Regions from separate parts of the Homo sapiens genome. Here region 1 is linked to region 2. Evidence: chromatin loops called from intact Hi-C (ENCODE). Cell type or tissue: Calu3. All regions are shown on one strand. Each heading gives the region's core, and the rest is flanking DNA. Links, peaks and the distances in the headings are about the cores only.

The links. Peaks named below come from ENCODE experiments on the same cell type or tissue, not always from the same donor. Only the 100,000 strongest peaks of a DNase experiment are listed, where the experiment ranks them.
Region 1: a loop joins it to region 2, with 4 times the contacts of the local background. A loop is called at or near these places in 12 of 110 quality-filtered maps.

What each region holds. Positions count from the first base shown.
Region 1 is chr18:57,872,172-57,888,926 of GRCh38, forward strand. No RefSeq gene overlaps it. Among named protein-coding and RNA genes, the nearest start is that of ATP8B1, 77 kb to the left of the region's middle. In Calu3, for the core only: a CTCF peak has its summit at 9,814 (motif pointing right); a DNase peak (open chromatin) is centred at 9,830.
Region 2 is chr18:57,952,969-57,969,723 of GRCh38, forward strand. LINC01897 (long intergenic non-protein coding RNA 1897) reads right to left here and starts at 8,659. Exons shown (of 2, transcript XR_007066389.1): 1 at 8,534-8,659; 2 at 8,268-8,438. In Calu3, for the core only: no CTCF peak of the experiment used is centred there; a DNase peak (open chromatin) is centred at 6,523.

The DNA.
Region 1 (16,755 bases), core at 7,058-12,057, 78 kb before region 2:
CCAGCTTGGCCAACATGGTGAAACTCAGTCTCTACTAAAAATACAAAAAAGAAAGAGAAGGAAGGAAGGAAAGAAGGAAGGAAGGAAGGGAGGGAAGAGAGAGAGAAAGAAAGAAAGAGAGAAAGAGAGAGAGAAAGAAAGAAAAGAAAAGAAAGGAAAAGAAAAGAAAAGAAAAAAGAAAAGAAAAGAATAGTCGGGCATGGTGGTGCACTCCTATAATCCCAGCTACTTGGGTGGCTGAGGCAGGAGAATAGCTTGAACCTGGGAGGTGCAGGTTGCAGGGACTCGAGATCACATCACTGCACTCAGTGCAATGAGATGTCTGTTTTGGTACCAGTCTGTGCACTACACAAGGCAATGAGATGACATTCAAAATGTTAAAAGAAAGATTGTCAACCAAGAATTCTATATCAGCAAACCTTCAAAAAACAAAGGAGTAATTAAGACATTTACAGATGAACAAAAACTGAGAGAAGTCATCTTTAGCAGACTTGCCCTACAAGAAATTCTGAAAGGAATCCTTCAGCATAAAATGAGAGAACCCTACATGTTAAATCCACATGAAGAAATAAAAAGTATGGTAAAGGTAACTACATAGGTAAATGTAAAAGACAGCAGAAAAGTGTTTTTATTTGTAACCCCTTTCTTTTCCTCTCTTATTTAAAAGACAACTGCATACAGTAATAATTATAAAACTATGTTGATTTGTAATGATTATGAACCAACTATAAACCAACTATGTTGGTTTATAATGTATAGTTAGTATGACAAAAATCGCACAAAAGTGGTATGAGAGAATGAAGTTATATTGCAGCAAAATGTTTGTATACTGTTGAAATTAAGTTGGTATTAATCCAAACTATATTATTTTAAATTAATATATTAATTGTATTCCACAGGGAAACCACCAAAACAATAACTAAAAACATATAGTAAAAGAAACAAAGGGATTAAAATTGTATACTAGATAATAGCCATTAAACAAAAGAAAGCAGTAATGTAGGAATAGGAAATAAAAAATATATAAGACATAGAAAAAGAATAGCAAAATGGCACACAAATTTAAGAATGAAAGACTAAACGTTTTCCCCTTAAGACTAGGAATAACACCAGGATGTCCACTCTCAACACTTCTATTTAACATTGTACTGAAGTTTCTAGTCAGGGCATTTGGTCAAGAAAAATAAATAAAGGAACCTAGATTACAAAGGAAATAAAATGATCTCTATTTACAGATAATAAGATTTTGTATATAGAAAATCCTAAGAAACCTAAAAAAGAACTTATTAGAACTAATAAACAGTTAAGCAGGGTTACAAGATACAGGGTCAATACACAAAAAGAAAATATATTGCTATACATTAATAATAAATAACTCAAAAAAATAAAACTAAGGAAACAATTTAATTTACAATAGCATCAAAAAAGAATAATATACTTAGTGATAAATTTAACAAAAGAAGTGCATAACTTGGACATTGAAAACTGTAACACGTCATAGAAAGAAATTAAAGAAGGCCTAAATAAATGGAAAGAAACCCATATTTGTGGATTGAAAGACTCAATATTGTTAAGACGGCAATCCTCCCTAAATTGATCTACAGATTCAATGCAATGCCTTTCAAAATTCCAGTTGGCTGTTTTTTTCTTTTCCTTGCAGAAAATGACAAGCTGAGTCTAAGATTCATATGAAAATGTGATATGGTTAGGCTTTGTGTCCCCACCCAAATCTTATCTTGAATTGTAATCCCCATAATCCCCACGTGTCAAGGGAGAGACCAGGTGGCAGTAACTGAATCATGGGAGTGGCTTCTCCCCTGCTATTCTTGTGATAGTGAATGAGTTCTCACAAGATTTGATGGTTTTATAATGAGCTCTTCCCCCTTCACTCAGCACTTCTCCTTGCTGCTGCTTTGTGAAGATGTCTTGCTTCCCCTTTGCCTCATGCCATTATTATGAGTTTCTTGAGGCCTCCCCAGCCATGCAGAACTGTGAGTCAATGAAAACTCCTTCCTTTGTATGGGTTCATGTCCTTTGTAGGGAAATGGATGAAGCTGGAAACCATCATTCTCAGCAAACTATAGCAAGGACAAAAAACCAAACACCGCATGTTCTCACTCATAGGTGGGAATTGAACAATGAGAACTCTTGGACACAGGAAGGGGAACATCACACACCAGGGCCTGTCATGAGGTGGGGAGAGTGGGGAGGGATAGCATTAGGAGATATACCTAATGTAAATGACGAGTTAATGGGTGCAGCACACCAACATGGCACATGTATACATATGTAACAAACCTGCACGTTGTGCACATGTACCCTAGAACTTAAAGTATATAAAAAAAAACAAAAAACCTCTTTCCTTTGTAAATTACCCAGTCCCCAGTCTCAGGCAGTTCTTCGTAGCAGTGTGAAAATGGACTAATAAAAAATGCAAAGGATCCAGAATAGCCAAAGCAATCTTGAAAAAGAAACAAAGTTGGAAAACTCACACCTTCAGATTTCAAAGCTTACAAAGTTACAGTTATCAAGACAGTGTGGTACTAGCATAAGGATAGGCATATGGGTCAATGGAATAGAGTTGAGAATTCATAAGCAAATTCATATTTATTTATTTATTGAGATGGAGTTTCATTCTTGTCACCCAGGCTGGAGTGCAATGGTGTGATCTCAGCTCACTGCAACCTCTGCCTCCCAGGTTCAAGCTATTCTCCTGCCTCAGCCTCCCAGGTAGCTGGGATTACAGGGACCCACGACCAAGCCTGGCTAATTGTTGTATTTTTAGTAGAAACAGAGTTTCACCATGTTGGCCAGGCTGGTTTCAAACTCCTGACTTCAGGTGATCCACCTGCCTTGGCCTCCCAAAGTGCTGGGATTACAGGTGAGAGCCAGCATGCCTGGCCAAATTCATACATTTATGAATTTGATTTGTACCAAGACAATCCAGTGGGAAAAGAATAGGCTTTTAACAAATGGTGTTGGGACAACTGGCTATCCACATGCAAAAAGAATCAAGTTGGACTTCTTCCTTATGCCATTTTAAATAAACTCAAAATGAAGCATAGACCTAAATAAAAGAGCTGAAACTACAAAACCTTTTGAAGAAAACAGGTATGAATATTTGTAACCTTGAATTAGGTAATTGCTTCTTAGCTATGACACCTGAAGCATAAGCAACCATGGAAAAAGAAGGACTGCTAGTTTATTTTCTCATTGATTTGTGGGGGGGTCCATGTATCTAGGGAAACAATCCTTTTCTCAGTTTTAGGAATTGCAAATATCTTCGACCGTTCTGTTATCTCTCATTAATTTTGTCCATGATTATCCTTTTTTGATCTTAAATATTTATCTTTGCCTTGTGGCTTATGCTCTTAAAGTTTTGCTAAAAGTGTCTTTTTTCATCCTTAGGTGACAAATATATTTTTCTATATTTCCTTCTGTTAAGTTGGCGGTTTTATCTTTCATGTTCAAGCCAATAATCCATCTAAAATCCACCTTTTCATGTATTTTCATTTAGGGATCCAGATTCATTTTTCTCCATACAGTGAATTTGTTTCCCTCAAAGTGTATACCATATAATCATTTCCCCATTGTTGTATGGACCCCTCTTTATCATAAATTAAGTTTCAATATGTAAATAGGTCTATTCCTGAGTTCCTATACTGTTCCATAGATCTATGTTTGTTCTTACAACAATATTTTAAAAAAATTAATAAGGCTATTAGAAAAGTAGGACTAGAAGGACATTTTCTTTTTCTTTTTTTAATTTTATTTATTTATTTATTTATTTATTTTGAGATGGAGTCTCGCTCTGTCGCCCAGGCTGGAGTGAAGTGGAGTGATCTCGGCCTACTGCAACCTCCACCTCCCAGGGTCAAGCAATTATCTGCCTCAGCCTCCCGAGTAGCTGGACTTACAGGCATGCACCACCAAACCTGGCTAATTTTTTTGTACTATTAGTAGAGATGGGGTTTCACCATGTTTTCCAGGTTGGTCTCGAACTCCTGACTTCAGGTGATCCACCCGTCTCGGTCTTGCAAAGTGTTGGGATTACAGACGTGAGTCATTGTTCCCGGCCAGCTACACTTATTTCAAAACAAAAAAGGTAGCTTTTTTTAAGTCCATGAGCAGCAGAATCAATATCAAGTAGAATGGTGACAGCCTGCCCTTCAAGACATATTTATTTATTCTTGCTAGAAATGAGTATATAAGTTGCTATGGTGATGGTTGTCAACTGGACCACAGAGCTGGACTGGACCTTCAATGGGGTGAAAAGTAGGTAACCCCTGCTGCCTGTGAGAGGTAAGACATCCAGCATCTCATCAAACTGATGCTAAAGAAAGATTTTCTGCTCCCTGTAACATAAAAGGATTTTACTGCATGGGTATATCAGTAAGTGCATTTAGGTCAACAAACAGTTCTACTCAACAACCACACAATATGTAGAGCTTGCTCAAGCAAATTGTGTGATAACCATGTGCTTTTATAGACAATGTAAGTCATTGCTACATATTATTTGTAATGATTGTTGGCTTGTTTAGTGCGGTTCCAGGTCTTTTAATCCCTTCACATATGACCCCAAATTTGAGAAGTCTGTCAGATATCCAAGTGGTGATATCTGGTGGACAGTAGGATGTCAGTCTGGTGCTTGCCAGAGAGGAAACTATGAGTTTGACCGTGGTCAATTCTATATCTTCCTGGGACTGGAAGAGATCACTTAGAGGAGGAGTGTGGATATAGAGAAGGAGAAGGATGAAGACAAAAGTCCTCAAGAACATCAATATTTAGAGGTTGAGGAGCCAAAGAGGAATTAGTCAAGGAAAAAAGGCCAGTGTGGTGGGAGGAGAGTCACAGGGCCTGAAAGTGTTTTGAGAATGAAGGAGAACTCAAGTGTGTCTATCGCTGCTGGCAGATCTAGTTAGGTGAAGATGGAGAACTGTCTTTGACATGGGTCACCCTGTAGTATGATAATAACTCTAAGAAGTGCCATTTTGATTGAATGGTGGACACTGCAAAAGCTCAGTTGGAGAGGGTTCAAGAGCCCATGGGAGGTGGAAAGTGGGCAGGCAAAAGAGGGAGTGGCTGGAGTGAATCAAGAGAGAATACTTTTTAAAGACATATGAAATCAAATCATGTTTATTTGCCAATGGGAATAATTTGGTTGAGGGGACAATCAATATGGCATGAATGAAGGGGATATTTGCAAGGGCAGAGTTCTTGAGAGCAGAAGGAGATTGAAACTCAAAGCACAAGTGGAGGAGTGGCCTTCATCCCTACCAAGAGAGAAGGTGGATTTTGCAGGTACAAGCCCAGGTAAGGTGATAGATGCGATGGTAGGGATGGAATGGTTCTTTTTTGACTGTCCACCTTTCTATGATATATTGGGCAATGCTGTTGGCTGAGATGGGTGGTGGGGGGGGCAGGTGAGGGTGATAAACATGATTAGATTTCATATGTCTTTAAGGAAGTGTGGAATAAGCATCCCAGAAAGTAAGAGGGGAATGTTTTCAGGAATTGTAAGTGGAGTGACAGACATTCCTAGGTGTCATGTGAGAGTTGTGGTCATAATTTTGAAGTAAACCAAGTTGGATTGGTTTGTATGATTTTTTAAAAGTATTCATCTGTTTAGGTGTGGGTAGAGTCAAGAAACAGTAGAGCTAGATCAGGGTTTGGTGTTTCCTAGGTGTATCAATTAGGATGTTTTTCATTGTGAGTAACAGAAAACCTCTCTCAAGCCACCTTCAACAATAAGAAAATGAATTATTGAACTTAAAAGAAGGTTCAGACGTAGGTCAAGCTCCAGGGTTGTTGATTCAGTGGCCCCGTGAGTTCATCAAGGACTCAGGTTCTTTTTCCCTCTACTTGGCTGTCTATGGAATTGGCTGCTTCTCGTGGCTTGCACCCTGCTCTTGTGATGCAGTGGCTGGGGGCAGTCAGTCTACCTCTACCCGCTTCCTCATTCATGTGGAGCAAAAGAGAGGGAAACCCTCTCATGCTCTCACCAGCCAGGGAAGACAGGGCATTTCCTTCAGGCATTAACAGTTACCATGGGAATGCCATGTGCTGGTGGCTTCAGTCTGGTCCTCCTGAATCAGTCATTGGCAAGCACCAAGGGATTTCTAGGATGGATTTAGACCAGTGGTTCTCAAAGTGTGATTTTTGGACCGGCAGCATCCGCCTCACCTGGGAACTTGTTTGTTTAAAATTCAAATTCTTGGGCCTCACTCTAGATCTATTATATCAGAAATTCTGGGGGGTGGGGCCCTACAGTCAGTATTTTAACAAGCCCCCCAAGCAATTCTGATGCACGGCAAAGCTTGAGAACTAATGGCTTAGGATAAGACAGTGAATGCCATGAACAAAATGAGGGATCTTTGAGGAAGGAGGATATGGCAATAAACATCTACTAGTGGCTACTAGACCAGGTGGGCACCTGAGAGAAGGCTCACAGAGTTCAGGGTGCCTGCGATGCAGACATTCTAGGGAAGGGCTCCAAAACAAGGGTTAGAAGAAAAATGAAGACACAGAGGAACAATGGATCCGGTAAAAGTGGTGAAATTAGTAGACTGGTGATCACAATGAAGCTGGAGAATTGCAATGAGTTAGCAGGATAGAAGACGTGATGGCCACACAGATGAACTCACAGAACTCCAACTGCATGTCTGAACCAAGGTCACACTGACTATTCACTGCTCTCAGCCAACAAATGAGGGTGGCAAGAATGCTAAGGCCTAAGCTTCATTCAGGGCCACACGCTCTTCAGATGGTTGACTTTGGCTCAAGGACCACCACCAACTCCCCATCACCTGACTTTGGTGAGCCTTCTTTAGACTGCATGTTCTGTTTCTTTGTTTGTTTGTTTTTGGAAACAGAGTCTCACTCTGTCACCCAGACTGAAGTGCAGTGGCATGATCTCTGCTCACTACAACCTCTACCTCCCAGCTTCAAGCAATTCTTCTGCCTCAGCCTCCTGCTGGGATTACAGGCATCCTCCACCACACCAAGTTACATTTTGTATTTTTAGTAGAGATGGGGTTTCACCATGTTGGCCAGGCTGGTCTCAAACTCCTGACCTCAGGTGATCTGCCTCCCAAAGTGCTGGATTACAGGTGTGAGCCCCCATGCCCGGCCCTGCATGGTGTTCTAAGAATCTTCCATCCAACCTTCTCTCTCATTCTCCTTCACTCATGGTTAGACTTGTATCACAGTTCAGCAGCACTGCCATATTTACCCAACTCCGTCCCTAATTTTTTTCTCACAGAGGCACTTCCCCTTTTAATATTTTTGGCATCTGCTTCTTGGGAGAATGTAGACTAATATGGAAGTTTCCTGAGTAGAGTTTGAAAATGAGATTGTGTGTCAGGTACTGTGCTATGCATGGAGTATGGTAGGGTGGTCTCTGCCTTGCTAGAGCACCACTGAGGAATACAGATGTATAACCAGTCACTGCAGGACAGCATAGTAAGGCATCATGGGGCAGTCCCAGCTGCTGGAGTTGACGTGGGCATGCTTAGGGATGGTGGAAAGATGATGATACTGTTGGTAGGGTGGATATCCTGCCAACTGATAGCACACCCATTAGTTTAGGGAAAGACCTGGTGTTCAGTTGCTAGCCTCTCAAAGAGTTGTCCCCACAAACACGTGTGTAAGTATAGCTCAATGACTACACTGAAAGGATATAGTCTCAATGAATGTCATTGGTTCCTACAGGCATGATAAGACAATTTCTATCATTATTCCTGATATGGTTTGGCTGTGTCCCCACCCAAATCTCCAACTGTAGCTCCCATAATCCCCACGTGTCACAGGAGGGACCCAGTGGGAGGTAATTGAATCATGAGGGCAGTTTTTTCCCATGCTGTTCTCATGATAGTGAATAAGTCTCATGAGATCTGATGGTTTTATAAAGGGAAGTTTCCCTGCACATGCTCTCTCTTTTGCCTGCCACCATGTAAGATGTGACTTTGCTCCTTTCCCTTCCACCATGATTGTGAGGGCTCGTCAACCACATGGAACTGTGAGCCCATTAAACCTCTTTTTCTTTATAAATTACGCAGTCTCAGGTATATCTTTATTAGCAGCATGAGAACAGACTGATACAATTTCCTTTCCCATGGCCTTCAGAAAATAGATGGATGACTTCACGGATGTTGAGGAGAGAGGCAAATACTTTATAACGGTTTGCTTTTTGTGACAAAGTCTTTGTTTTCTGCCTGCCTTTCTCTAACATTTCCCCTAGTGACTGTCAACCCACAATGAGTGGTTCTTTCCCTACTGACTGCACTAGGTAGTTGTGAGGGACCATGAGATAAAGCCCCAAGCTCCCTTAACAACAGTAAGCTGCTCTCCCATGCAGAGTCCTTATTCCATCTCCAACTCAGGCCTGGCTACAGGCACCTGAGGAAAGGAGTGTGCTCCAGTCTCCTGGGCTCCACACACTTCCATTCTGAAGGGAATGTTGGGTCCCTTTTGGATTTTTATCCTGAAATTCAAGATCCATGAATGGATTCGAGGGAGGCTAAATCTCCTGGAATTATGTGTACATTTCTTCACACAATTTTTTTGTATACAATTTGCAACACAGTTTTTTTTTGTCATTTTTGTATGTTTATGACATGTTAGGGGCATAAAAAGGGATGGGGTCCATAGTTTTTTATTATTTCTCAAGTTTGTGACCTCAAAAAATATTGAGTCAGTCTTTTTTTTTTTTTTTCAGATGAGTCTTGCTCTGTTGCCCAGGCTGGAGTGCAGTGGCACAACCTTGGTTCACTGCAACCTCTGCCTGCTGGGTTCAAGCAATTCTCCTGCCTCAGCCTCCTGAGTACCTGGCATTACAGGCACCCACCACCATTCCCGGCTAATTTTTTTTGTATTTTTAGTAGAGACAGGGTTTCACTGTGTTGGTCAGACTGGTTTTGAACTCCTGACCTCAAGTGATCCACCCACCTCGGCCTCCCAAAGTGCTAGGATTACAGATGTGAGCCACCCCACCCGGCCCAGTCACTTTTTTTTTTTAAGAGAAAAATACTCAAGCCTTTATAGGGTGTCTAGATGAAAAACTGCCTTTAAAGGGTATCTGTTGTTGTAGTTATCCATTTTAATTTTAATATTATTATTCTACTTTATTTTATATTTTAGTTTAGACAGGGGCACACTCTGTCACCCAGGCTGGAGTGCAGTGGTGCCATCATGGCTCACTGCAGCCTCAACCTCCCAGGCAGAAGTGATCCTCCCATATCAGCCTCCCAAGTAGCTGGGACCACAGGTGTACACCATCATGCCCAGCTAATTTTTAAATTATTTTCTGTAGAGATGGAATCTCCCTATGTTTCCCAGGCTGGTACGCCTCCATTTTAGATTAAAAGAAAGGTCCCTTTTTCTTTGTGGTGATATAAGAAATACTGTATTATGGAATTTTGTGGGATAATAATAAAAGGGGGCTGGTATATGGAACAAAAGGAAATTAATTTTGTACCTTAATAAATCTATGTCATAAGAGAATTTTAACCTCCATAGAACACTGTCTTGGAAACCGAAAACTAAAAAGAAGAAAAACATCATAATTTTTCTTTTTTAAAAATTCTCTTTTCTTTCTTTGTTCTTTTTTTCCTTCCTTCCTCACTCCCTCCCTCTCTCTTTCTTTCTGGTTAATCTTAGGCCTAGTTATTTCCAGATTAACAGGCAAAAGTCTTCATTAGAGTTATAGTTACAACATGAAAATTACAGGACAAACTTAACTGTGTTACAAAAATGCCAAACGCAGATGGAAGTGTGCAATTCTTGTCTGTCTGAACTTTCCCTCATTCACCACGAGAGGGAGCGCCACACCACAGGGACAGCTCCCTTCACTGCCTGCATAGCTGTCTTAATGGTCTGCTATGTCGTGAACATTTTGCAACGTATGCACAGAGGTCAGCAAAATCATGGAAGAACAGGGCCTTGCTGATTGGTATACATGTCATGAGGGGCCCCAGCAGACCTCAGCTCTGTGTTCAGGTCAAGAAGCTGCAGGTGACCCGAGACACAGCAGCTCCTAACCACGCCCTGATGTGCAGCCTGCGTGCTGCTGCGGGGCAGGTCCTGAGGCCTCCATCAACTCATCTTTTCTAGAATGACAAAGTGAAACTCAGTTCCTTCCTCTACAGGTGACAAAGCAGGTAGAGTAATCGATGAGCTAATAAGTGAGTAGACATGCTAAAGCATTTATGAGATCTATTATGATCTCCTGTGAATGATAGGAAAGATGCTATAGATGAGAAGCTGACATCAGGTTCAGTTATTTTTATTCACAATTTTCTATCACCAGCTCTGTGCTGGTGATTGTATTTGAAGTGTATGGTCTCAGGTATTGATGACAGCTGGAGGGAGATCCTTGGAGGCTGGCCTTCAGGCTCTTTTGGTTTTTATTGTTTTTAATTGTGGTCAAATATACATAAAAATAACCCCTTTTAAACGTGCAGCTCTGTGGCACTGTGTACATTCACGTTATTGTGCAACCATCACTACAGTTTATCTACAAACCCTTTTCATCTTCTCAGATGGAAACACGGTACCCATAAACCAACAACTCCCCATTCTCCTCTCCTCCCAGTCCTTGGTAACTTCTGTTCTACTTTGTGTCTCTGACTCTATGAATTTACCTTTTCTATTCTAGGTACCCCTTATAAAGGGAATCATGCAATATTTGTCTTTTTAAATCTGGGGGATTTCACTCAGCATGTCTTCAAGATTCATCCATGTGGCATATATCAAAATGTCACTCCTAAATGTGGTATATATGTAAGGAGTTATTATTTATATTGTATATATTCCACACAATGGGATATTAGCCATAAAAAAAAGAAATCCTGTCCTTTGCAGCCACATTGAAGGAACTGGAGGTCATTATGTTCAGTGAAATAAGCCAAGCACAGAAAAGCAAGTGTGGCATGTTCTTACACATATATGGGAACTAAAAATCCTGGATGTCATAAAGACAGAGAGTAGATTGGTGGTTACCAAATGCTGGAAAGAGTAGGAGAAAGATGGGGATGAAGAGAAGTTGATTAATTGGTACGAATGTTTAGTTAAATAGAAGAAGTAAGGCTTAGTGTTCAATAGAGCAGTAGGGTGATGATACTTAACAATAATCTGTTGTATATTTCAAAATAGCTGTAAGAGAATAATTCAAGTGTTCCTAGCATAAAGAAAAGATAAGGCCTGTTGCAGTGGCTCACGCCTGTAATCCCAGCACTTTGGGAGGCCGAGGCAGGCAGATCACGAGGTCAAGAGATCGAGGCCATCCTGGCTAACACGGTGAAACCCCGTCTCTACTAAAAATACAAAAAAATTAGCTGGGCCTGGTGGCCGGTGCCTGTAGTCCCAGCTACTCGGGAGGCTGAGGTAGAAGAATGGCATGAACCCGGGAGGTGGAGCTTGCAGTGAGCCAAGATTGCCACTGCACTCCAGCCTAGGTGACAGAACGAGACTCCATCTCAAAAAAAAAAAAAAAAAAAAAGAAAAGATAAATATTTAAAGTGGTGAATGTGCCAATTACCCTGATTTGATCTTTACACATTATATGACTGCATATAATGTGTATATATAATATATAATGTATATAGACATGTACTCCAAAAATATGTACATCTATTATGTATCCATAAACTTAAAAAAAAGTCTCTGTTGTTTAAGCAAAAAAAAAAAATGGTTGTTCATTTTTAAGGCGAATAGTATTCCACTGTATGTATGTCTTAATGTGTTTAGTGTTATAACAGAATACCTGATTCTGGGTAATTTATTCTAAAAAGAGGTTTATTTAGCTCATAGTTCTACAGATCAGGAAGTTCAAGGGCATGGTGCTGATTTTTGGTGATGGCTTCCATGCTGTGTTATAACATGGCAGAAGGTCAAAGCGGGAGCAGGTGTGTTCAATATCACAAGAGCAGTGATATCACTTTATAAGAACTCCCAGGCCGGGCACAGTGGCTCACGCCTGTAATCTCAGCACTTTGCGAGGCTGAAGCATGAGGTCAGGAGTTCAAGAGCAGCCTGGCCAATATGGTGAAACCCTATCTCTACTAAAAATACAAAAAAACAAAAATTAGCCAGGCATGGTGGCACACACCTGTAGTCCCAGCTATTCAGGAGGCTAAGGCAGGAGGATCGCTTGGAGGTTGCAGTGAGCCGAGATCGCACCATTGCACTCCAGCCTAGGTGACAGAGCAAGACTCCATCTAAAAAAAAAAAAAAAAAAAAGAACTCCCACTTCCAGGAGCTAATCCATTCCTGAGCAGGTGAGAGCTCTCTCTCATACCTGTGAGTGAGACAACATTAATCTATTCGTGACGATGGGGACCCATGAACCAAACACCTCCCACTAGGCTCCACCTCCCAACACTGCCATGTTGGGAATCAAATTTCAACATGAGTTTTAGGTAGGGATAAATCACATCAAAATCATAGCAGTATACACCACATTTTGTTTATCCATTCATTCTTTGATGGACATTTGGGTTGCTTCTGGCTTTTGGCTATTGTGAGTAATGCTGCAAAGAATATTAATATACAAATATCTGTTCCAGTCCCTGCTTTCAATTCTTTTGGGTGTATACCCAGAAATATAGCACCTGATAATTCTGTGTTGAATTTTTTTGAGAAACTACCATACTGTTTTCCTCAGTGACTGCACCATTCTGCATTCCCACTAGCAATGCACAAGGGTTCTAATTTTTCCACATCCTTGCCAACACTTATTGTTTTCTTATTTTCTCTTTTTCAGAATAGCCATCCTACTGGGTGTGAAATAGCCATCCTAATGGGTGTGATTTGTCTTGTTCAACAGTTTTATCAGTGATTTAGATGGAAACAAAGAAAAGTTGCTTATCTGATTTGTTGAGCAAAGGAAGGTAGAAGCCGATGTGTTATATGACAGAACTGTGAACCAAAATAAAGTTGCTCACTTACACAGGGGTTGACAAACTATAGCCTATGGGAGAATCTGGCTCGCTGCCTGTTTTTATAAACGAAGTTTTATTGGAACATATCTACCTTCATTTGTTCATGGATGTCTATGGCTGCTTTGCGCTGTAATGGAAGAATTGGTTACTTGAGACAGAGACTGCATGACCTATAAAGCCTAAAACATTTATTATTTGGCCCTTTTCAGAAAAAGTTTGTTGACTTCTGGATTATATGTCTTTTAAAATTCTATTTATTTATTTTTTATTTTATTTTATTTTATTTATCTATTTGAGATGGAGTCTCGCTCTGTTACCCAGGCTGGAGTGCAGTGGCACGATCTCAGCTCACTGCCACCTCTGCCTCCCAGGTTCAAGCAATTCTCCTGCCTCAGCCTCCCAAGTAGATGAGACTACAGGTCACCACCACGCCTACCTAATTTTTGTATTTTTAGTAGAAACGGGGTTTCACCATGTTGGCCAGGCTGGTCTCTAACTCCTGACCTCAGGTGATCCACCCATCTCGGCCTCCCAAAGTGCTAGAATTACAGGCATGAGCCAACATGCTCAGTCTGGGTTATATGAAAGAGACAAATTTAACCAGAAAATATTTAATCTCTATAAGTATAAAATATTTGTATGTAAGTAATTAAAACAACAAAGAATTGGGAACTAGCTGGGCGCAGTGGCTCACGCCTATAATCGTAGCATTTTGGAAGGCTGAGGGAGGAGGATTGCTTGAGCTCAGAAGTTTGAGACCAGCCTGGGCAACGTATTGAGACCTCATCTCTAAAAAAAAAAAAGAGAGTCAATGGCTTTCTATCATGTAAAAAGAGACATGGTGTTTTGTTTTGTTTTTTAACAGTAGACTAAATATGACTCAATATTGACTTTAGTGTTGATTGTAATTTTATACCACATTAACAGGAATAAGCATCTATAACAGTGATTCTCAACTTTGGCTGCACATGGAAATCACCTAGAAGATTTAAAAATACTGATGTCAAATCCCTGGGGAATCTGATGTAAACGGGCTGGGTGTGGCCTGGGTATCAGAGATTTTAAAGCTTCTCAAGTGATTCAGTGTGCAGTTGTGACATTCCCCCTCTGCTGGACTCAGGCCCAGTCTCACCTACAGCTTCATTCCATATGTCCCATTTTATTTATTTTTTATTTTTATTTTTTGAGACAGGGTCTCACACTGTTGCCCAGGCTGGAGTGCAGTGGTGCAATCATAGCTCACTATAGCCTTGACTTCCAGGGCCCACACCTCAGCCTCCCGAGTAGCTGAGACCACAGGTGTGCGCCACCATGCCTGGCTAATTTTTTTGAATTTTTGTAGAGATGAGATCTCACTATGTTGCCCAAGCTGATCTTGAACTCCTGGTCTCGAGCAACCCTCTTGCCTTGGTTTCCCAAAGTGCTGGGATTATAGGCGTGAACCACCATGCATGGCTGTGTCCCATTTTAAAGGAAATAAAGACAAGCTGGTTCCTTTTCAAGGAGGAGGAGTCAGAATTGTTGGGGGGGAAAAAACAGGAATTCATTTTTATAAGAGGAACAATTGCAGAAAGTACAAGTGTGAGGATCCTGGAGTGAGATGTTTCTAGCTGGCATTCTGCGTTTGAGGGCTGCCTCATAGAAGAGGGGCCTGACTGCTTTTGTATGACATGACCCAAGGATACAAGCTGGGAGCGGGGAGTAGAACTGCCCCGCTATTATTATGACTTTTCTTTGAAAACAGTACGATCCAAAGAGGGATAGTGCCAGAGGGTCCACCCATCCCCCAGATCACCAACAGGGGTACCATGGAGCAGGTCCGGGAGTGGAACACCTGATAGTAATGGTCAAGATAGCCCAATCCCAATGGTGCGTATCTATTGGTGCTTTCTCATGCCAGGCACCATGCCCAGACACTGCGTTTTCTGACTTGTGAGTTCACACCATTTCCACGGGGAGGGGGCTATGATTTTTCCAGGTCATATTTGAGGAAGCAGAGGTTCTGAGGCTTGTCCTGGTTCATGTGTGGTGGCAGAGCTAGGACCCATTTGCAAGAATTAAATCTGTCCACAGAGAATGCATATTGCCAACACTGAGGGATTTATGAAGAAGGAACTTTTGCTTCCAAATTGTTTGATGAATGGTTTTCCAGCCTGGGCTCCTCTGATTCTAGAAAATACAATGTGTAAATAACTGAAAATATGAGGCTGAGTTTTCACAAAAATGAGGTTGTATTGAAACCAAATCCTCCAGCAGTGACCTATGCAGATGAGAGGTGGGATTCAAAGCAGTCTCCTTAGAAAACTTGATCCTTAGAATCTGGCATGTCAGGGCTCCAAGGAAGGCAAGGGATGATCTAGTCCACACCCATCTCCCAATTTACAGATGAAGAAACAAGTCCAGAAAGGGTCTGGAGACTTGTCCTGGACTACGTATTTAATATTTAGAAAATGGTGTTCTTCCTTTTGCTGCCTTAATCAAACAGTCCTACCCTTACTCAAAACAGTGCTGGGGCTCGGCTCATCTCAGAGTCCATGCGGCAGGAACCGGAGAGAATCAATCCCTTCACTTAGTGGTACATTTTGACTTTGATTCAAAACAACATTACTGAGCACTCCGCACTCGTTTCATGTTCCAGTCTTAACTCTGAATGACTTGTGACTATCTGCAACAATTAAATCAGCCCAGAAAGAATGCAGATTGTCACCACTGAGGGATTGACAAAGAAAGAACTTTTGCTTCCAAATTGCTTGAAAAGTAATTTCCAAAGAAGAGTTGCCAAGGAGCTGTTGTGCACATCAGTGTCACGGACAGGGCATTCCTGCCCACCAGCCCAGGGCAACTTCACTGGAGAGTCCAGCAGGCCCTGCTGGGTGCATTCTGGTATGCGTGCCACAAATCAGCCACTGAATAGCTTTCACAGAAGCTGCCCCCCAAGAGAGAAGCTCTCCTCTGGGAAGAAGCTGCCAGGCTGGGGTGACATTTCTCAGCACCCCACCCCCATCTACCCACTCAGATCTTGCATCTAGGTTTCCAGCAGTGTAACCAATGAGTAGAAGGGCTGCACGTGACTTCTGGGGCAAAGGTAAGTAGGAGAAAGGTGCACCTTCTCTTCTCCTGCTCATTTCCCATCAAGGAGCTGCATGCAAATACCTCCTATGCCCCAGGGAGCGAGTGCCACAAGAGGGAAAGAACCTGGGTCAGAACCAGTTTTATACTTTAGCTGAACAAGAAATAAACTTTTATCTCTTAAACCTTTGAACTATGGAGGTTTTACAGCAGGTAGCATAGCCCTAATGTGGCCGCCCAAGTCAGATTTTACCAAAACCTAAACAGAGACACAGGCTAACATGGTGCCTGCTACACTAACAGCATTCAATAAATGTGTTGGTGAGTAAATAAATGAATCTCAAGGATGTGATTAATGGTTTATTTAGTCAAAAGGAAGTTAAAGAATGCTAATAAATGACTTTTCGGTTGCAGAGTGTATTTTGCTACATGCTGACCCCTGGTTTTCCCAGCTGCACTCAGGAATAAATGAGGGGAAATTAATTGTAATTTCTATGAAGAGACAGCCACACCCAGGAATGGATTTCTGAATCAAATAAGGTCATTTTAATGCATGGAGAGCTCAGAAAACAGAGTAAGGAGCTCCTCTATTAGGTGAATTTAGGGTTCTTTGCTGGCTTGTGGGTGTGGACATAGAGCCATGTCCATATACTGTGTCATTGCCTTGAAATGCTGTCTCCTGTACATCAGAGCTGGAAGTGGTCATACAGCACCTGGCCTGTTCTTCATGTCACAGATGAGTATGCCA
Region 2 (16,755 bases), core at 3,929-8,928:
GCACATGTAAAATAATCAGATAATCCGTGAGTCATCAATATTTATTCAATTGTTAGTGGTAATAGAGAAGAACAATACCATAACTCACCTATTTTGGACACTTAGGTATCCAACAAACACTTTTCATTAGTCGATTATTATACAAATCAGTGGCTGATAATAGAAATTCACTCATCATTTATCTTTAGGCTAGGATTGCATGATGTGATAGCCTCCCACAGTTCACGTGCCTTCTTTTTTTTGAGACAAAGTTTCACTCTGTTGCCCAGGCTGGAGTGCAATGGCACAATCTTGGCTCACTGCAACCTCTGCCTCCTGGGTTCTCCTGCCTCAGCCTCCCGAGTAGCTGGGATTACAGGCAAGTGCCACCATGCCTGGCTAATTTTTTGTATTTTTAGTGCAGATGGGATTTCACCATGTTGGCCAGGCTGGTCTCAAACTCCTGACCTCAAGTGATCCACCTGCTTCAGCCTCCCAAAATGTTGGGATTACAGGCATGAGCCACCGTGCCCTGCTGGTATGCTCTTTTAAAAAAAAAATTTTTATTTTTAATTTTTGCAGGTACATGGTAGGTGTATATATTTATGGGGTGCATAGATGTTTTGATACAGGCATGCAATGCATAATAACCTCATCATGGAAGATGGGGCATACATCCCCTCAAGCATTTATCCTTTGTGTTGTCCAGGCTGGAGTGCAGTGGCGTGATCTTGGCTCACTGCAACCTCCGCCTCCCAGGTTCAGGCGATTCTCCTGCCTCAGCCTCCTGAGTAGCTGGGATTACAGGCGTGTGCCACCAGGCCTGGCTAACTTTTTGTATTTCTAGTAGAGACAGGGTTTCACCGTGTTAGCCAGGATAGTCTCTATCTCCTGACTTCATGATCTGCCTGCCTTGGCCTCCCGAAGTGCTGGGATTACAGGCATGAGCCACTGCACCCGGCTGGTGTGCCCTTTTAAAAAATATTTTGCTCAGGCTGTTGCTGAATGAGCTTGCATTTCTCAGGATGGTACACACAAATTAATAGCATAGAAAAGTGGCCAGGAAGTGTGCTGCATCTGAAGAGGAATCGAGTTTGAGAGTAACCCTTCTACAGCACGTGTTGTACAAAGTCCTCATGGCTCCACCCGCGGGATGCTCAGAGAGCCCTTCTCTGCACAACATTTCTTACACTGCCTTCCTGCCAATACCCCAGGGCACAAGCACCTGGTTTTTTCACCCATTCAGCTTGCATTATTGTAGCACTTTGATTCCAAAACACAAAAAAAGTCTTTCATATATTTCTTTTTATTGATTCCCCCAACAAGCAAGTAAAAGATGTGAAGTCACATATCACTTTCCATCAAGAGACAGTGGTCACTGATTAGTGGATCAGTCCAAGGCCAGTGCTGTTCACGTGTCTATCCGTGCTCCCCTTGAAGGGCAGGATTGAAATCATGCTCCTCTAGTTTTTAGACATCTAGCCAGAGGAGGGAAGAGTGCCCAGAACCTTAACATTCAACTCAGAATTCACCAGGACCATGGGAAGCCCAAGCCCTTCCAGGAAGATTCCCTGAGCCCTTTGACCTCCCTGATGTCTCCCTTTCGTGGTCTCCTACTGCACTTAGTGCTCTGCACCCCTTCTCAGATGGTGACTTCAGTCTCATCCTGTCCTGTAACGTTTTCATGAGTGTTTGTCTTCATTCAGCCATGGGATACAATGTTATATTGGGTGGTCAGCCCTTTTTGAAGGGTTAACATTGGACTGAACCTTCAGTGATTAATATCACCAATTGGGATCCTTAGGAAACAGACTCTGGAATGAAGATTAGCACACAGGAGGTTCTCAGGGAGTGCTTGTGGGATCAGCGCCCATGGAATGGAGAGGAAGGAAGTGGCATTGGGCAGAGGGAGAAGCTGAGCTATGAAGGCCTCAGCCGACCCCGCAGGGGGCTCTGGAGCTGAGATAGCTTTTTAGAGTTGCCCTGAGTTGGGGCAAGGGGACAGGCACCTGCTCATGAGATAATCAGTCATTGGATGGTGGCTCCTCCAAAAAGGAAGCATGACCTTGGGAGGGGCATCTCTCTTTGGCAGAGGCAATGCCAGAAGGCGGCTCACAGCTGAGGGCTATCTGCCGGCAACACTTTGAGCACCTAGGGGAACAAGTTCTTCATTTCTGCAGAGGAATCTCAGCACTGTGATATAGCAACCATAGCAACGAAACACAAACATAGAAAGGAAAAGTATTCCAGGTAGAGGAAACAGCAAATACAAAAGCCCTATGTTGGGACAAAAGGAACTTTCTATCCACCCTCTGAAGGTTTGCTCTCTGAAATAGACTTGATTTTAGACAGACGAACAGGAGAAAAGGCATACAAATTTATTAACATGCAAGTGCACATAAGCCACACAACGTGTGAAACTCAAAGAATGGCCAGATGGTTGAAGTTTAAATATCTTCTTCATAGGGGAGAGGGAAGGGAGGATATAGGCAATTTTAGAGGAAGAGCAAATGATTTTTAGGGGAGATGAATGGGCTTGAATAATAGGCAATAGCGTGGGCTCTGGCTATGGAGTCTACTCTAGTCCTTCTTCCTGCAAAGATATCCGGTTGATGAGATATCTGGGGAAGGAATTCCCAATAATTGGATATCTTCTGGAGGATCTGGCATTTAGGTAGATAGGGGAACTTTAGGGAGACCCTCCTCTCCCCACCATATTTGCTGCTTCCCAGATGCACTCAATTTGAAGTCCAAAGTGGCATATTTGACACATTTTGGGGTATCTATTTTTTTCTTTTTTTTTTTCATTTAGGAAGAGGGTCTTGCTCTGTTGCCCAGGCTGGAGTGCAGTGGCCCCATAACAACTCACTGCAGCTTCAAATTCCCAGGCTCAAGCAATCCTCCCATCTCAGCCTCCCAAAGTGCTGGGATTACAGGCATGAGCCACTGCACCTGGCCTGGGGTATCATTTTCTAAACCCCAACAGTACAACAAGAGTTAGCTTGGCATGTGCAAGCAATGGGAAGAAAAAATACAAATCCATCACTAGGAATGTCACAAAAGACAGGGAGCGAAGAGAAGGCAGGAGCTGATTGTCCATGAGTTCAGTATTTATTCTAGTAGCAGTGGGGAGTTTTTTGAGGGTTTTAAGCAGAAGAGTAACAGGATTTATTTATACTTTCAAAGATTGCCCTGGCTGCTGTATGTGGGCCATAGGGGTGAGTGTACAGCGGGGAGACAGCAGGGCACAGTTGTAGCAGTCAGGGTATGAGGCTACAGTAACTTGGATGAGGGTTATGGCGGTGAAGCTGATGAGGAGTGGCTGAATTCAGGATTTATCTTAGGGGATAGAGCCAATAGGACTTGCTGATAGGTCGAATGTAGGATATGAGAGGGAAAGAGAACTAAAGATGACTCCTAGGTTTGTAGCCTGCCCAACTGGGGAGCTGGCTGGAGCATTAGCTAAGATGGGGAAAACTGGGAAAGAAAGAGTTAGGGTGTGGGTATGTGTGGAACGGAAGGAAGATAGAGGGGCAAAGAAGGGCTCAGGATTGTTTTGAATATGGTAAGTCTGAGATTCCTGTCTTAGTTTTTGTTCCCAGAGAAAAATTCTGAGATAAGAGTTTGAATGCAAGTTTATTTCGATAGTTTATTGCATTTATTGTTATGCAAACAATATTGCAATAAACTTGGATCCTTGGAGGCGAGCCAAGGAAACACAGATTGGGTGATGTGGAAGTAAGACAGGGAAGAGAGGGCAGGCAACAAGGGGTGAGTTTATTTAAAAAGACACCAGTGTATATACCAGTGGAGCTTAATACTGCTGGAGAACTCTGGGAAACAGTACAGAGCATGTGCCTAACAGTGGTTCCCTGGGAAAGGTAAGGAGGCTGGGGTAATTATCAACCACTCCCGTCAGTGCTCTGGGATTAATTGATTCCTTGGGGTGATTGATTCCTTGGCACTTGTGCCATGTAGGCTGGAGCACAGCAGGCTCTGACAGCCAGAGGACATCCCAGGCAAAGAGGCAGGGGCTGGCAACTGGAAGCCAGGCTGGTGGGCACTGAGATGGCAAGGGCTGAAGGGATACTGGTGGGCAAGAAGAGTTTCATAGTCAAGGCCTGATTAGGACACCAGATAACACAAGGAGAGGGGCTGGTATTCGGGGAGGTCAAGTGCAAGGGCCAGTATCACAGTTCAGTCTGGAGTCACAAAGAGAAGACAAGCAGTAGGTGAGGCAGCAGTTAGATCAGAATGACGCCCATGGACAGAGCTTATGGGCACTGGCACATCTTTTGAAGACCCTGAGTCAATATTAAGAGTGGACATCTCCAGTTCTAGAATCTCAGTGGATTGATTGAGATTGGGTGCATCATCCAAGGATGTCAGAGTTGCTTCTGCGGGGAACTTGCCTAAAGACTGATTAGGTGACTTTTCAAGGCTGCCTACAAACCTGAGCTTCTATGAGTTCCTCTTTTACAAATGCAGAAATCGTGGTGCAAGAAAGATAAGAAAAACCCTTAGACTCTAAAAGTGTGCTGATGCCCCTAGCTAAAGAACACTGCACACATGAAAGCTCATCGCAGTGACTTTTTCCACAAAGGAGGTGTGAATATTTTATCAATATTCATGAAAAATAATTTTGTAAGGTAAGCATGTCAAAATATGTCAAACCCGAAGGTCACATTTTCCAGAATTCTTTTTGTCCCATATTATGTTTCAATGCAGCATCATCTTTCTGTCCAGCATAAGTGCCCCAGGCAATGGTAATCATTTCATTACTTAATTGAAGTCCTAATTATATTAGGATCTATTGTCAAATGTGGTCCTGTCTTCATTACAACACTTCATTACAACAACCATAAGTAAATGGAAGTGTTGGACTTTTCCTGTAAGAATAGTTGAATTTAACTTCTCAATCTTGCTCTCTTTCTTTCTTTCTCTCTTTCTTTCTTTTTTTTGAGATACAGTCTTGCTCTGTCGCCTAGGCTGGGATGCAGTGGCGTTATCTCAGCTCACTGCAACCTCTGCCTCCTGGATTAAAGTGATTCTCCTGCCTCAGCCTTCTGAGTAGCTGGGACTACAGGCATGTGCCACCACACCTGGCTAATTTTTGTGTTTTTAGTAGAGACGGGGCTTTTCCATGTTGGCCAGGCTGATCTTGAACTCCTGAGGTCAGGCGATCTGCCCACATTGGCCTCCCAAAGCGTTGGGATTACAGGTGTGAGCCACCGTGCTCGGCCAAACTTCTCAATGTTTCATTTCCCACCCCAGCTCATCCTACCTTTCTGAGCTGGTAACCAAATTCAAGGCATGAAGTTTTTTTAACCAAAAAGAGCAAAACCTTTGTAATTTAAATATAATCAGCCTCCCATTTGGGAGATACTCTGCAAACATCTTCATGACACTCTGGGACAGCTGCTATTGTCCTCTTGGCTGCAATCCCTACATTAAAAATTCATGTTTGTGTCCTTTCTCGGTTGTTTGGCTTAGCTTTACTCTTAAAAAGTGTTTATGGGCCAGGCACGGTGGCTCATGCCTATAATCCCAGCAGCTTGGGAGGCCAAGGCAGGAGGACCACTTGAGCCCAGGAGTTTGAGACCAGCCTGGGCAATATAGTGAGACCCTATATCTACAAAAAAAATTAAAAATAATTAGCTAGGCATGGTGGTGTATGCATGTAATCTAACTACTTGGGAGGCTGAGGCAGGAGACTCACTTGAGCTCAGGAGGTGAGGCTACAGTGAACTATGATCATGCCACTGCACTCCAGCCTGGGCAACAGAGAAAGACCCTGTCTTTGAAAGAAAAAAAAAAGTGTTTATGATCCTCCCCAAATAGACTCCATCCTTTTATTTCTCACTGAACTCCCAGACAGAGGTTCTTAACCTGAAGCTCATGAGTCCTGTGAATTTATAAAACAGCTCCAAAGACGCCACAGATACCTCGAAATTATAGAAAATTTGATCTAGCTTTGCATTTGAGCCTCTCCAGGGTAAAAATCTTTCTACAGCTTCTAAAAGGAATAGGTAACCTAAAACCAGGCAAAACAAAACAAACAAACAAAAAACACCCCAAAACTTTGCTGTTTTAAAATCCCCATTTTAAAAAAAGATTATGTAAAAATAATTTTTCTTTTTTCATTTTGTTTTCATCTTTAAACCAGCTCTCCAGAGCCTCAGCCAGGCTGCCTCATCATCGAATCATTCTGAAATATCTTCCACAAACCTTCCCCTTGTATTCATACCAAATAGCTCTCAGCTATACTCCAAACCCATGCAATGAGGTAGAAAATTACTTCCCTCCCCCTCCGATTCTTAAAGTGGTTAATTTTTTTTTCCTGGAATGGACATTATTAATATTTCAAATTTGTTCTCATTGCTTTATAAACTGTAACCATGGATCCAGCTCTAATAAAGATGTCCCAGTGAGTTAATCATGCTAGGGAACAGAAAAACTCAGGGACATTCAGAATCACAGCCAGAAGGGGGCAATCCTTCTCACATCATACCTAAGACTGCAGCTCCTGTCAGGCTGCGTGTTCATGTGTAAGGCACCACAGGCCCCGTGGTGCCAGCTCACCAGCTCATCTTGGTGCCAGCTCACCAGGTCACGTGCTGACTTTACCAGTACATGTATGCTAATTAGTTATCATCCAATTGTTTGCCTTCCTAAAGGAATGAGGGCATCATCTCCTAGAATTTGTCTTCTAAGCTCTTCTCTTGACCCCGGAAAGAAATAGTGGACTTCATTGTTTTAGGGTGTTTCATTTTTGGAACACGAATTGCAGATGGGTTCGTGGTTGGCCGAGAGGAGCCAGGCCGAGAAGTTTGGCTATTTTGTCAAAGGCAATGAGAAGCCACTGAAGGTTTTAAGCAGAAAAGAATTACAGATTTGCATTTGAGAAGTATCAGTTTGGAGAATAAATTAGGGAGGCGTAAGATTTGGAGGCACAGAAGCCAGGTGGAAGGCTGTTTTTCAGGCTAGAAAAGTGGTAGTCTGTTGTAGGTTATATGCAATAGATTTGGAGAGAATGGGTTAGATGCAGGGATGTTTATGAAATGGGAATTGACTGGCTTACTCTGGAGGGGATGGGAAGGGAGGCAGAAAGGAGTCACAGATGACATCTTTATTTGTAGATTGGGTTGGAGTAGATGGTGGTGTCAATTAATGAGATAGGAAACCTAGAGAAGGAGTAGTTTATTTATGGGGGAAAAAAGATATGAGGAATTGAACTTGGGACATGCTGATCTGGAGGTGCCTACAAACCATTCAAGAAAAAGTGTCCTACAGACAATTGGAGATGCAAAGCTTGGAGCTAGGGGAGAGGTCTGGGCTAGAAACACAGGCCCATTCCCTCCATGGAGATGGTAACTGACACCATGAGAGTGAAGATTACCCAGGGGTAGGGATGATGAAGACAGAACAGGGTCCGGGAGGGAACGCTGAGGAAGACCAATATGAAGACATGGATGAACAAAGAGGGGACTAGAAAGAAGTCAGCAGGGGGACTGGAAAGAAGTCAGTAGAAAGATGTGTTATCACACAGGTGAGCCTTGAGGACATTACACTAAGTGAAAAGCCAGTCACAAAAGGACAAATACTGTATAAGTCCACTCATAGGAGACATCTAGAATAGTCAAACTCACAGAAAGTAGACACCAGTTGCGGTGGCTCATGCCTGTAATCCCAGCACTTTGGGAGATCAAGGTTGAGAATCACTTGAGGCCAAGAGTTCAAGACCAGCCTAGGCAACATAGTGAGACCCCCATCTCTGCCAAAAAAAAAAAACTAAAAACCTTAGCCAGGTGTAGTAGTGCATGCCTGTAGTCTCAGCTACTCAGGAAGCTGAGGCAGAAGGATTGCTTGAGGCAGGAGGATTGTTCGAGGTTGCAGTGAGCTGTGATCACACCACTGCACTTCAGCATGAGCAACAGAGGGAGACCCAGTCTTGGAAAAAAGAAACAGAAAGTAGAATGGTGGCTGCCAGAGGCAGGGGGCAGCAGGGAATGGGGAATTGTGGTTTAACAGGTATTGAGTTTCAATTTTGCAAGATAAAAAGAGTTCTGGAGACACATGGTGGTGATGGGTTATGGCCACACAGCAGTGGGGATGTACGGAATGCCACTGGTCTGTGCACTTAAAGATGGTTATGATAATAAGTTTTATGTTTTGTGTATTTTACAACCTTTTAAAAATAAAAAGTGTGTGCTATTGTGGGAGCCAAGATAACAGAGCATTTGGGGGGATGCAGTGTAGTCAGGAAGCATGCCAAAAGCCAAGTATGATTAGAACTAAAACATGTTTATTTATTAATACTTTACCAACGTGGTGACCACTAATGTTCTTTTTAAAAGTAGTTTTCTAGGCATGGGGGGCACAGAAGTCAGGTTTCTATGGATTAAAGACTAGAGGGTTTCCAGTCAAGTTGGCCTTGGAAGTTCAGGTCCTCCTCTTTGCTGCAATATAACAAAACATAAAAACATATAAAAACACATGAAAATATAAAAACAAAACAAAAATATAAAAATAGGCCAGTATAAATAGCACATACACACTTGCTGCAATAAAGCCAAGCTACAAAGGGTTTCCTGACTGCTCTTAAATATTCTCAACAGCATTATGGGGCAGTATTTCCTTGTCCTCAATACAAGACCTGGGCCTGTGGTGAAGTCAACTGTGAAAGGGGAGTGAGGGGAAATGAGAGAGGGAGAGGGAGAGGGAGAGAGAGAGAGAGAGAGAGAGAGAGAGGGAGAAATAAGCCAAAATTCTAAAACATACAAAAACAATTAAGAAAGGCATCCAACAAAATCAACAGTCAAAAGATAAATTCATTCTACATGATTGCAGTAATAAAATATTAAACTATTTAATATATATATATATTTAAGATCTACAGAGTAATAAATGAAGAACTTACATACCTAATAGAAATTTTATCAGGCAATAAAGGGAATAATGAAGAGAATTGTGAAAAGAAATAACAAGAAATATTTGAGGAGAAGATGGCTGAGAATGTTCCATCACCACAAATATGTCCTTAGATCAAAAGTATTCTCCCCATGCCAGAAGGTTAAATAAAAATAAAACCACACCTAGAAATAACATAATGAAACAGCTGAATAAAAATTCCAGAGAGAAAATCTTAGAAGCTACCAGAGAGAAATAGCAGTCAGATTAGCTAAAAGGGAATAGGAATTAAACAGCCCCATATATTTCTCATCAGCAATAACAGAAGCTAGAAGACCATGAGGTGGTATCTTCACAGTGTTGAGGGTAATATAAATGATTTTTCAAGTTATTATTCAAGAAGGAAGACAAAACTAAGACAGCAGGAATGCACCAGCCACCAATATTCCCTATTAAAGGAGACACGTCAGCAGAGAATAATGTGAACCCAAAACAACAGTGTGGGACACAACACACAATTGTGTAGACAGACATCAATAAAATAGTTCAGAAAATCATTGTTTTAAAAATTATCTTTCAGGTTTTAAAAAGGTGGAATTAAAACTCTAGAAACAATTACAAATATGTATGAGAAGGTTCACAGCAGTTTTATTCATAGTGGCTAAAACCCAGAAACAAGACAGGTGTAATATTAATAGGTGAATGGAAAAATAACTTGTGATATATTCATACAATAAAATATTACTTAGCAAAAAGTACACAAAAAGACTGATAGGTGAATTAATATGAACAAATTTTGCAGAAATGCTGAATGAAAAAGCCAGACCCAAAAGTGCACATCAATACTCCATTATTTCATTTATACAAAGTTCAAGAACAGACAAAATGAATTCATGGTGTCAACACAGGGGTTATACTTAGAAGGGAAATATTTGTTGGGATGGATTACAGGAAGTCTGTGGAGTAATGTAAATGTTGTATATCCTGGATTACAGGAAATCTGTGGAATAATGTAAATGTTGTATATCCTTTTATTTTTATTTTATTTTTTTCTTTTTGGGAGACAGGGTCTCATTTAGGATGGAGAGCAGTGGCACGATCACAGCTTACTGCAACCTCGATCTCCTGAGTTCAAGCGACTCTCTGGCTTCAGCCTCCCAAGTAGTTGGGACTACAGGCATGCACCACATCATCTGGCTAATTATTATTATTTTTAAATTTTTTGTAGAGACAGGGTCTTGCTATGTTGCCCAGGCTGGCTTCAAACTCTTGGACTCAAGTGATCCTCCCACTTTGGCCTTCCAACTTGCTGGGATTACAGGCGTGCCCAGCCTATACCTTGATTTTTACAATTCATTGAGCTATATGCTGAATATTTATGCGCTTTATTTTATGTAAATTGTAGCTGACTTTTTAAAAAACCTGCCAGCATTATAAAAATTGTGGGAGAAATAATGGGTACAGTCAGTAAAAGTTGTACAATTGATCATTTTAAACTCATGATCCCTAATAACCAAATAGTGGGAAGTAATTATAATGAAAGAGATGATGTAAGGAGCAGAAGAAAATGCAAACAAACAAATAAAACAAACCTTTCACTTTCATTCATATCTTCAGAAGATAAGAAAGGATGTTGTGTATATGAAGCAAGGTCAGGGACGCTAAACATAAGGAACATTTTGAAAACAACAAAAAAAGAATTGTTAGAAATTAAAAATATAATTTTAAAAACTTCAAGCAAAGTATTGGAGAATAAAATAAAAGTCATTTCCTGGAAATCAGAAAAAAAAGGACAAAGACAAAAATAGGGAAAAATGTAACAAAATTAGAGGATCCATTTAAGAGATCTAACATCTGAATTAGGCATTCTTAACCTGGGGTCCCCAGACTCCTAAAAGGTCTGTGGAATGAGTTCGTTCATAAACCCATATGGTAAAATAATACATCTTTATTTTCCCTAACCTCTAACAAATATACAACATTTCCTCTTTTAAATGTCCAGGCAGCCATGTGTGGCAGCTCATGCTTATAATACCAACACTTTGGGAGGCTGAGGTGGAAGGATCCCTTGAGCCCAGGAGTTCAAGACCACCCTGGGCAACATAGCAAGACCTCATCTCTACAAAACATAAAAACATTAGTCAGGCGTGGTGCTGTCCTTGTAGTCCCAGGTACTTGGGAGCCTGAGGCGGAAGGGTCACTTGAGCCCAGGAGTTCAAGGCTGCAGTGAGCTAAAATGCCACCACTGCACTTCAGCCTGGGAGACAGAACAAGACCCTGTCTCTAAACAATAAATAAAAATAAGTAAGCTGGGCGCGGTGGGTCATGCGTGTAATCCCAGCACATTGGGAGGCCAAGGTGTGTAGATCACTTGAGGTCAGAAGTTTGAAACCAGCCTGGCCAACGTGGTGAAACCCCATCTCTACTAAAAATAAGCCAGGTTTGGTGGCATATGCCAGTAATCCCAGCTACTTGGGAGACTGAGGCAGAAGAATCACTTGAACCCGGGGCAGGGGAGGTTGCAGTGAACCGAGATCTCACCATTGCACTCCAGCCTAGGCGACAGAATGAGACTCCATCTTAAAAAACAAAAACAAACAAACAAACAAAACAGTAAGTAAATATGTAAGCAACAAAGCACAACTTTACTGCAACTTTGTCACCAATAGAAATCATAGGTATTTTACAATCCTATTGCGGTTGTTACAGATATCTTAAAATTAGTTTGCATTCAACTTTATTTAAAAATGGTAGTTTATTAAATTTGCTATTGTCTTATTATTTAAAAACATATATAACTCTATAATGAATTTATTTCTTTTTTATTTTTATTTTTAAAAATTTATTTCTTAATGTTGTGTCAACTGTACCTCAAAAGAAAGTGTTTGTCTTTGTAATCCTATGCATTTTATTTTGTGCATCTAAGAATATTATTGTGAGAAGGGGCTCATGATACAAAAACAAGAGTATTTGATCTGAAAAATATAAGTTCCAGAAGGAAAGTAAGCTATCAGAGACAACTAATTTAAAAAATGGAAGAAGAAAAATATTTTTAGACTGAAGAATATGAATTTCCAGATTGAATGGGGCTGCCCTGTGCTCAGCACAATAAATGAGAAAGATCCACTTCAAGAGCTAGAATAGTGAACTTGCAGTACCTGTGTGATCAAGTAAAGACCCCAGAAATCTTCCAAAGAGGAAACAAAGTGATATATAAAGCACTGGGAAACATGAGGCCATCAGACTTCTCCTCAGCAGTACTGGAAGTCAGAAGACAATGAAGCAAAGCCTCTGAAATTCTAAAGGAAATCATTCCCAATTCAGAATTTTATATGCAGCCAAATTATCTATCTTAATTGATAGTGAGTGTTGTTAACAGAAAAACTTCAGCAGAATAAAATTTAAAAGAGTTTAATTGAGCAAAGAACAATTCGCAAATTGGGCAGCCTCCGGAGCCAGGGTGGGCTCAGAGACTCCAGCACAGCCACGTAGTGGAAGAGGATTTATAGACAGAAAAAAGGAAAGTGAATTACAGAAAACGGAAGTGAGGTACAGAAACAGCCAAGCTGGTTACAGCTCTATGTTTGTCTTACTTGAACACAGTTTGAATAGTTGGCCACAGTTGATTGGCCAAAACTCAGTGATTGGCACAAGAGTAGATTACAGTCTGTTTATACTTACAGTTAGGCTATAGATCACCACGTATGGAGAAACCTTTAGGCTGAATTTAAAATACGTAAGAAGGCAGTTTTAGTCTAAACTTGATTTAACACTGTAGAATAAAAAAATTTCAGATAATCCAGGAGTCAGGAAATATGTCTCTTGTGAAAACATTGAAGCTTCTGCCCCAGCAAAATGAAAGAAGAAATCACCAAAGTGCAGACATGGGATTCAGCAAATGGGTAATCCAACATGGGGAAGAAGAGAAACAAATTCCCGGGGTTATGGTGAAGGTTTGTCCCAGATCAACATCTCTACAGCAGACCTAGAGCGCAGGCAAGAGGATGGAGGATGTGTACAAAACAAATGCAAATGATCATTTATTTGATGTGTTTCAACATATTGGGAGATTTCATCCCTGGCAGAAATTTGAGGATAAACAGCTACTTTTAAAATAAAACAAGGCTGGGTGTGGTGGCTCATGCCTGTAATCCCAGCACTTTGGGAGGCCGAGGCAGGTGGATCACAAGGTCAGGAGGAGTTCAAGACCAGCCTGGCCAAGATGGTGAAACCCTGTCTCTACTAAAAATACTAAAATTAGCTGGGCTTGGTGGCAGGTGCCTGTAATCCCAGGTACTCAGGAGGCTGAGGCAGAGAATTACTTGAACCCAGGAGGTGGAGGTTGCAGTGAGCCAAGATCACTCCACTGCACTCCAGCCTGAGCGACAGAGTGAGACTCCATCTCTAAATAAATAAATAAATCAAACAAACCAAAAAAAAAAATGAGAAAAAATTGAAAGTTGTAGTTTTAAAAATAATTTAGAAATATGGAGGTTAAATACCCAAAGAAAAAGCTAGAAGAGTGATTGATTATTACCTTTGGGAGAATGGAATAGAACAAGATTTCTCAACTTTGCTGCTATCAATATTTTAAAGTGGATAAATCTTTGTAGTGGGGGGGCTGTCCTATCTTTGGCCTCTGTCAATTATATGGCAGTATGTCCCCTACTCCCAGTCGTGACAATCAAAAATGTCTCCAGACATTACAAATGTCCGGGCAGGGGATTGGGGAAGGCAAAATCACCCCTGGTTGAGAACTATTAGAAAAGGAGATAAGGAAGAGGAGTGTTTTGGTTATAAGCCTACTTGATTCTTTAAGTTATGTTCATGTACCACTGTGATAAAACTAAAAATTAAATTTAAAGTTAATAGGATTCACAGAGATTAATGGTAATTGATTAGAAAATATAATTTTAAGATAATGCTGTTGACAATAGCAACAAAACTGTAAGGTACCTCGGAATAAATCTCAAACAAAAATGAACAAGACCATAATGAAAAGAATTATGCCCATCATTAACTGAAACAAGAAAGCCTGAATCAGTGAAGATGTGGTTTGTTCATGTATGAGACAACAGAACTTCATAAAGAAGGATACTCTTCCAAACTCAATTGTATATTAAATTGAGTTCTAATAATAATTTCCACAGGATTTTTGCTGGATTTGACAAGCCAAATTTAAAAATTCATAAGAAAGAGAAAAGCGTCAGGAATATAGAACTAATGAAAGAGAATAGAGAGATGATTTCACTCATATGGGGAACTTGGTCAGCAGCAGAGATGGAATTACAAATCCTTAGAGAACGGATGGCCTGTTCAATAAATGGCCTGGGAGAATCAGCTATCCATATGAAAAAGTAAAGTGGGGTCCCTATCACATACAGAAATCAATTCCAGCTATATTAAAAGCCTAAATCTGAAAAGCAAACTGTAGATAAAGATACAGGAGAATACCTTAAGAGACAAAAACACCCAGCCTGGCCAACATGGTGGAACCCCATGTCTACTAAAAATACAAAAATTAGCTGGGCAAGGTGGCACATGCCTGTAGTCCCAGATACTCAGGAGGCTGAGGCACGAGAATCGCTTGAACCCAGGAGGCTAAGGTTGTGGTGAGCTGAGATCGCACCACCGCACTCCAGCCTGGGTGACAGAGTGAGACTCAGTCTCAAAAAAAAAAAAAAAGAAAAGAAAAGAAAAAAGAAACAAAAACACAAATTTTAATGGAAAATATCTATAAATTTGACTACTTTGAAATTAAAATTTCTTATAACCAAGGACACCAAACATAACATAGAAAAGACAAGGTGCAGCCAGGAGAGGTGGCTCACGCCTGTAATTCCAGCACTTTGGGAGGCTGAGGCAGGCGGATCACCTGAGGTCAGGAGTTCGAGACCAGTCTGGCCAACATGGTGAAACCTTGTCTCTACTAAAAAAAAGAAAAACAAAATACAAAAATTAGCTGGGCATGGTGGCGGGCGCCTGTAATCCCAACTACTCCAGAGGCTGAGGCAGGGGAATCGCTTGAACCCAGGAGGCAGAGGTTGCAGTGAGCTGAGACTGAGTCACTACACTCAGTCTGGGCGACAGAGTGAGACTAGTCTGAGAAAAAAGAAAAAGAAAAGACAAGGTGCTCTGAAAGAAGACACCTGAATGCACAGAAGTGACACAGGGTTAGTATTCAGGGTATTTAAGAACTTTTACCCATCAATAAGATAAGGATAAACTTAATTGAAAAGAAGGTAAAGGAGTAAGCAAGTAATTCTAAAAAGGGGAAATGTACGTAGTCAGTAAGCATAAGGAATGGTGCTTATTCTCATTGGTCAACAGGAAAAAGCAAATTAAAATACCAATAATCTACCATTTCATACTTATCAGAGCCTTGATTTTGTTCTGATATTAATTATCTCCCCTAGTCTCAGATAAATCATGGTTCTGGGAAAGATTTTCTCATGCTAAAAAAAAAAAAAGATATCTAGGCTGGGGTTTCATGCTAAAAAAACATGAATAAATAAATAAATAAGATATCCAGGCCGGGCTCAGTGGCTCATGCCTATTATCCCAGCACTTTGGAAGGCTGAGGCGGGTGGATCACCTGAAGTCAGGAGTTCGAGACCAGCCTGGCCAACATGGTGAAACCCTGTCTCTACTAAAAATACAAAAATTAGCCGGGTGTCGTGGTGGGCACCTGTAATCCCAGCTACTCGGGAGGCTGAGGTGGGAGAATTGCTTGAGCCTGGGAGGCGGAGGTTGCAGTGAGCCAAGATTGTGCCACTGTACTCCAGCCCAGGCAACAGAGCAAGACTCCCTCTAAAAAAAAACAACAAAACAAAACGCACAGATATCTAGTGATATGGTATGGCTCTGTGTTCCTGCCCAAATCTCATGTCAAATTGTGTTCCCCAGTGTTGGAGGTGGGGCCTGGTGGGAGGTGACTGGATCATGGGGGCAGATTTCCCCCTTGCTGTTCTCGTGAGAGTGAGTGAGTTCTCACAAGATCTGGTTGTTTAAAAGTGTGTAGCACCTCCTTGCTTTCTCTTTCCCTCCTGCTCCAGCTGTGTAGGATGTGCCAGCTTCCCCTCAACTTCCGGAATGATTGTAAGTTTCCTGAGGCCTCCCCAGTCATGCTTCCTGGTGGGCCTGTGGAATCATGAGCCAATTAAACCTCTTTTCTCCAAAAATTGTCCAGTCTCAGGTATTTCTGTATAGCAGTGCAAGAGCAAACTAATACGTACAGGGATGTAACAGTTTTATATATGTTCAGGTCTCACAGTGTTGCCTGGAACTATGGCAGCCATCTTATGAGTGTGGGTGGAGTGGGTTTGAAGTGAAGACACTGACGATGAGATAGAAGAACTGTGGAAGAAACGTGGTCCTTAATGACATCGTTCAGCTTCGGAATTAACCAGCCCTGGGACTGCCCAACAAGACTGCATGTGTTGCAGGTGTGTGTATGTGTGTGTGAGAGAGAGAGAGAGAAAGAGAGAAACAAGAAACAATTTCCTCTTTGTTGAAGACATTTTGAGTTGGGTTTTCTAATACCACAAGGCATTATTTAAAGCAACATTTCTTTTTCTTTTTTTTTTTTTTTTTTTTTTATTTTCTGAGACAGAGTCTCGCTCTGTCGCCCAGGCTGGAGTGCAGTGGCGCGATCTCCGCTCACTGCAAGCTCCGCCTCCTGGGTTCGCGCCATTCTCCTGCCTCAGCCTCCCGAGTAGATGGGACTACAGGCGCCCGCCGCCACGCCCGGCTAATTTTTTGTATTTTTAGTAGAGACGGGGTTTCACTGTGTTAGCCAGGATGGTCTCGATCTTCTGAACTTGTGATCCGCCCACCTCGGCCTCCCAAAGTGCTGGGATTACAGGC